Regions from separate parts of the Homo sapiens genome. Here region 1 is linked to region 2. Evidence: read pairs that join two places in POLR2A ChIA-PET (ENCODE). Cell type or tissue: GM12878. All regions are shown on one strand. Links, peaks and the distances in the headings refer to the core of each region. The heading gives the core; the rest is flanking DNA. Region 1 overlaps BHLHE40 (basic helix-loop-helix family member e40). Region 2 overlaps ITPR1 (inositol 1,4,5-trisphosphate receptor type 1).

Region 1 (2,879 bases), core at 1-2,500, 140 kb before region 2:
AGAAAGAAGGACATGGGAGTCAGCCATATCACACCAAGTGAGCTATTTTAAAAAACTCAGGAGACCATCTTTCTCTTCCACAGGAAAAGAATTATTTTATTAAGTATTTTAAAACAACTACTTAACATTTACTCATAGATAAAAATATTTACAATTTTACACCTTCAGGAAGGCTCCAAAATATAAACACTGTACCTCTCCCTAGAGAAAAAAAAAATTATTCTTCTCTTCAAAAACAGGAATACATTCATTTTTTCTCACTGTGTGAATCAAGTAATTATACAAATAAACATCTGAAACATTTTCCTTTTTAATATATTTATATAATATATATTTATAACAGCTTTACAAATAAAGGCAACGACTTAATACCAAAATAAAAACAGGAAAAGAAAAAGTTAAAACACGATCAGCAATCAGGCATAGTGCATTTTGAAAAGCTGCTGCGGAGCTGGCTGGACACATCGGGAAAACAAGTACTCTGGACCAAAAATAAAACTTCTTTGAAGGAGACGGAATCCTTTTTAGCAATAAGGACACTCCATATGCCGTTGGGCAAGAGGAATTAGCCTACAGAAAGGATCTGGCGGTGCCAAGGCTTGGTTAGGCCTTTGAGAAGCTAAGCTTGGTTAAAAGGAGTTTTAGGATGGAATTGAAAACTGAGTCTAGTTCTGTTTGAAGGGGGCAGCTTTTTACTCAGCTTTGTGCACTTTGGGGTGCTCGCTCGGGGTGTCCGCATTTCTCAGACCTTGGTTTGGTTCCCTGCACAGTAAGTACTAATGGTTAGGCCTAGAAACAGGTGCCAGAAGCCCAGGGAACTCCTCCCTCCCTCCGGGGCAGCTCAGCTTGTACAAGGGGCCCATTTTCAGTTCCTTAGTAAGCTAATCACTACGAAAGCCTGAGTAGGGAACTACATTCTCTTTATTCTTCCGAGGCAGGGGTGGGGAGCAGACCTGCGGAAACCTCCCCAAACCACTACCGTGCTATGCCAGTGCCTGCTACCTCCCCATGTTAGCAGAAAGCTCGGTCTGACTGCTCTCTCTCCCCGACGTCTGGTGAGTCACGTCGACAATAAAGGCAAAAGGGTGGGGTCCTAACAGCTGGTTGGGAGCTGAGCCCTGGAAAGCCCTCTTTTGAAAGTACCTTCTGATCAAAGCCACAGACCCAGCTCCCAAACTGAAGAGTGACTCACAGACCAAGACTTTGAAGCTTTTGAAAATCCAGCTGATGTGTATCGAAGGGGGCTATTCTCTGGGTGGGGAAAAGCCCAGACGTCTGCTACAATCCCCCCCAAGTCTCCTGATGTCAAGCAATCCTTCGTGACTTCCCTATGCCAAAAGGAGCTTTAAAGTCCTATACCAACACGCAGGCACACATGTGCACGCACACGCACATACACACACACACACACACACACACACCCTGAATCTGCTCTCCATGCCTCAGATTATCTCAGTATACACAATGCAACAATCTTGCAGCATTCACAAAAACTTTTTTGTTGCTTTTTAGGAAGTAGCGAGGAAGGAAAGCAAAGCAGCAGGATCCCCTAGAGAGTTTAGTCTTTGGTTTCTAAGTTTAAAGGGGGGATTGGCTTCAGAGCTTGGAGCAAGACAGAAGAGTCGACGGACGGATGAGCTGGCAAGGGAGAAGGGAGTCTCTGGGGCATGAGCAAGGGAGCCGAGATCTTGTCTGGGTTCATGAAGCTAGAGAGGGCTGCGGCAGAGGCGTTGAGGCCTGGGTATAGCACTGGCACTGAGGTGGGATACCAGCACTTCTCCAGCATGGGCAGGTAGGCAGTCGCTGAAGGTGGGATCAGGTAGAAGGGCAGGCAGAAAGGAGGCTGGTGTGGGTGTGGGCCCAGGAACGGGGAGCTGATCAGGTCACTGCTAGTGAAATGGCCTTCATCATCCGAAAGCTGCATCCGGTTCTTTTTTGTGGGGGGTTCTTCGGACTCTTGCTTAATTGCGCCGATCCTTTCTCCCATCGTGAACCTGCGTCCGTGGTCACTTTTGAAGCACGGCTGCTCACTGCGCAAGTCGCCCTTCTCCGATTCTCCTCCATAGCCACTGTCTGTGTCCGTGTCGCTGCCGCTCTGCTCCCCACTCGAGTGAGCGAAAGTCCGCTGGATGACTGGCACGCAGTTTTTCCCAGGACCTTCCGAACCTTTGGCCGGAGAGCTGGGTTTTTCCTTGAAGTCCATCACTTTGGGAGCTGGGTCTGATGGCTTCCTGGAGGTACCACCCTGCAGCAGCTCCGAGACCACCCGGTGGAGGTGGGTGACAAGCTGCGAAGACTTCAGGTCCCGAGTGTTCTCGTGCTTGGCCAGATACTGAAGCACCTCCCGGGCACATGTCTGGAAACCTGAGCAGAACATCTCTTGACCTGTTTCGACATTTCTCCCTGACAGCTCACCTGGGGAAAGAAAAATCCGAAGGAAAACGTTTCAGAAGGCCTGTGGCGCACCTGGAAACTATACTCCAAAAAACCAGGTGCTTTAGTTTTTGTTAAAAAAAAAAATGCATTTACTGATTTGTGTTCCTAACTCCAAAAGTAGTATGCTCAGAGAAGAATTACACTGAAAAGTATAAATAATTAAAATAATCCATATACTAACACTCAGATAAAATATGATTTTTAATGGTTGCATAATATCCTATCATGGAAATGGACCATAATTAATATGAGATGAGCTGTTTCCCCTCTTTTGGATTGTATAGGTGGTTTGTGAGTTTTCCATGTAAGCGAGGCAGCAAAGAACATTCTGATGTATTTATAAACCTAAGAGTCAATGCATACAACATTGCACCGTGGCAAAATGGGCAGAGGCTGGATAGTTATAAAATGAGGAAAAGAATGAAGAAACAACAATCACCTAA
Region 2 (2,919 bases), core at 87-2,586:
ATATTCTGCATCATTTATTAAATATTTTTATATATGCATTTACAAACTTTACTCATTTCAGAACTCTGCTTTCAATGCATTTTTAAACTGTTTTTTTTTTTTTTGCAGAGAGATTCTCTTGTAAAATGAGATCCATGTACAAAACTAGGCAACAGATATAAAAGTTTCCTTTCATATTTTTCATCCATCAAGAAAAGAAATCATGTGACAAGAAATAAAACCAAAATGTGGCTCTTTCAGAAGAATAACATGTCTGTGGTCAACTATGACTTCTAATGAGATAGTTCATATTTCATCTTTATATGGATGTATATAGTTTTAATACTTCTTAGCTACTGTAGCATGTTGGTTCAGATGAAGAAAAAATAAACTCTATTGTTTGGACTAGATAATCTAGAAACCATCAATTATGCATGTCTTTATAATGCGACATCAAAATTTACCCAGGAGATGACACTGATTGGCCAGCAGTATGCATTTATCCTGAACATTGCATAGAAAGTTCCCTTTAAAAAATTCATTATCTTCTTCACAAGCTAAAGTATGAGCCTCTAATTTGGCTCTCTTATTTAAAGAAATAGTTTAAATGATCAATTTAGAAGCTTAAAAGTATCTTTGAAACTAAAGTTGCTTTTCTTAAAATGAATGCTGATTTAACAGTTCATAGACTTGGAGCATTATCACTAGGAGACGGAGGCACTACTGCCACTAACGAGAAACAGCATCACCAGAGGATAATTACATGGTACAAAATGCCCAGGGGCCTGAAACTCACTATTAATATAATTTTGGCAGCAGCATCATTTGAAAGTTAACCATTTATTACATAGTATTAACACACCAGCTTCAAAGAAGTGCACTCCCTTTAGGACACTCGGGAGCTACAAATGTATTGTGATTGCATAATTCGTATTGCACAGTTTTATAAAAAACATAAATACTGGCTATTCTAGTTTTAAATACAAAATACATGTCATATACTTTTAAATCTATAATCTGGTTCAAGTGCAAATCAGGTGCTTTCTGTTAGTCCTTCCAAAAAAGGCATTTTTAATATTTTTGGCACAAATGAAATGTCATCATGCCAACAATTCTAATTACAATACATATATCCAAACCTTTAGAGTAGCAATCATATACATACAGTATAAAACTGAGTATTTACAAATGTATTCAGCATAAATGTAACCTTCGTGGGTGAATCAGAACTCATTAGCCATACCCACACTAATAATAATTATAAAAGGTAAATACAATTCCTTTCTTTCATTTGCTTATGCTGGTTGTTGTGGGTTGACATTCATGTGAGGAGGATGTCCTAGAAGACCAATTCTTTGTTTCTGCTTCCTTTGTTCTGTCATCTGGAAAGTTAAAAAGTTTCATCATTAGACCCAGATACTTCCTGTACGTCAAATCGCATACTGAACCATAGATTTACCTCTGTGGTTATGGTTTATACTGAAACCCACTTTCTACAAATAGTGTACCATCGCTATATCAAACACACAGCACTTCAAAAAAGGCATCTTCTTAGGCAGAATGGGAAATTCTGTGACCTAGTCATGCAATGTAACATTCAGAAGTATTGCTTGCCACTTGTTTCATAAAGAAACAAAAAACAATAAAAGCACAGGATTCTTTCTTGTTTCCCAAATGCACTTCCAAATGATTTGAAGACTCATTGGAAAATGGTGGCTTTGTACGATAGTAACAACACGCCATACTAACAAGAAAAGCAGTGTTTAGAATCCTAGGTTTGAGAGGGAGGGTTCGTGTCCACACTTTCAGTGGGTCCTGATTTTTCTCTTCAATGACTCTTGAGTAGTTGGTTAGAGAAAAAAAAAATTACCTACCATAACTAGGAAAATGAGAAATGTTCTCAAATCTCTTTGAGGTCCAGAATGATTAAATGCTGTAAATAATGCTGTGACCATTCACGGTATCTATTTCTTGCCACCCAGTAGACACTGAGGCTCGCTGAAGGTCAGGCGAGACCATTGCCTAAGACTAGTTCAAATGAAAAAGTACTTTCAAAATCCCAAACAAGAAGCCGATTCTATTCATTTGGTTGCTGAACTAAATATATTCTCATGTTGATGGGTCTCTAGACCTGTTCTAGGTATTTTAGGGCATACTTACTTCTGTCTCTGTATTAAGATTTTCCTTAACCCAGTTAGTCTTAGTTTTGGATTTTAGGGTGAGCATTCAAGTCAACTGAGATAAAAAGGCTATACGGAATATATATTCAAGAAAATTGTTGTCTGCAAGTGGGTTAAGGTCCTACTCCTATGTTTTTAGCTTCCTAAAATTGTAGAGGAATTAGGGTAAAAAGAATAAAGGCTTTGGAATCAGATCTAGTTTCTTATGGTTTTGTCATTTAACTTATCAAAGTCTGTTTTCTCATCCATACAATCAGGATGATAATTCCTAGCTGATTGGTGGAGAATTGCGAGGTTATACGCAAATTTATTAGCATAGCATCTGTCACATAGTAGATGTGACACTTAATCTCACTTTTCACATGAACTCATTTTTGGTACAAAATATCTGGAGAGAACATAAAACAAGACTAATTTACCTAGGTTCAATTTCAATGTGGTTATTTTTTCTTCTTCAAAACTAGCATTATCCTCTCAAATCAAAATACTATTTTTAGGCTCCTGTGGAGATGCTTTCTCTGTTATAATTTAGATGAGAAGACTTACAAGGACTTAGTATTTCCAAAAGGTAGCTTTTAATAAAGCTTTTAATTAAGAATTGGATTAGGAAATTCCAGCTAGCCCCTGAAGTTTCCTTAGGTGAGTGACATCTTTAAAGGAAGTGTTACACACTACACTGTATCCACAGATTCGGCTCAGGAAGGAGAACCTAATATGACACATGAAATAAATTCACAATTAGGTTAAAATGCCAGTAATT

What was found. Peaks named below come from ENCODE experiments on the same cell type or tissue, not always from the same donor. Only the 100,000 strongest peaks of a DNase experiment are listed, where the experiment ranks them.
Region 1: POLR2A ChIA-PET joins it to region 2 with 7 read pairs; 19 of 35 experiments call an interaction of 5 or more read pairs at or near these places.

The regions. Positions count from the first base shown.
Region 1 is chr3:4,982,372-4,985,250 of GRCh38, reverse strand. It overlaps BHLHE40 (basic helix-loop-helix family member e40), which reads right to left. Exons shown (of 5, transcript NM_003670.3): 5 at 1-2,415. The coding sequence ends at 1,559. Among named protein-coding and RNA genes, the nearest start is that of BHLHE40-AS1, 3.8 kb to the right of the region's middle. RefSeq lists enhancers at 552-611, 622-681, 1,112-1,291, 1,472-1,521, 1,382-1,941 and 1 more. In GM12878, for the core only: no CTCF peak of the experiment used is centred there; a DNase peak (open chromatin) is centred at 940; H3K4me3 peaks cover 2,156 bases; H3K27ac peaks cover 2,500 bases.
Region 2 is chr3:4,844,581-4,847,499 of GRCh38, reverse strand. It overlaps ITPR1 (inositol 1,4,5-trisphosphate receptor type 1), which reads right to left. Exons shown (of 62, transcript NM_001378452.1): 62 at 1-1,361. The coding sequence ends at 1,275. All of the region lies in intron 2 of LOC124906209 (a long non-coding RNA gene), which reads left to right. Among named protein-coding and RNA genes, the nearest start is that of EGOT, 94 kb to the right of the region's middle. In GM12878, for the core only: no CTCF peak of the experiment used is centred there; a DNase peak (open chromatin) is centred at 1,439; H3K27ac peaks cover 1,144 bases.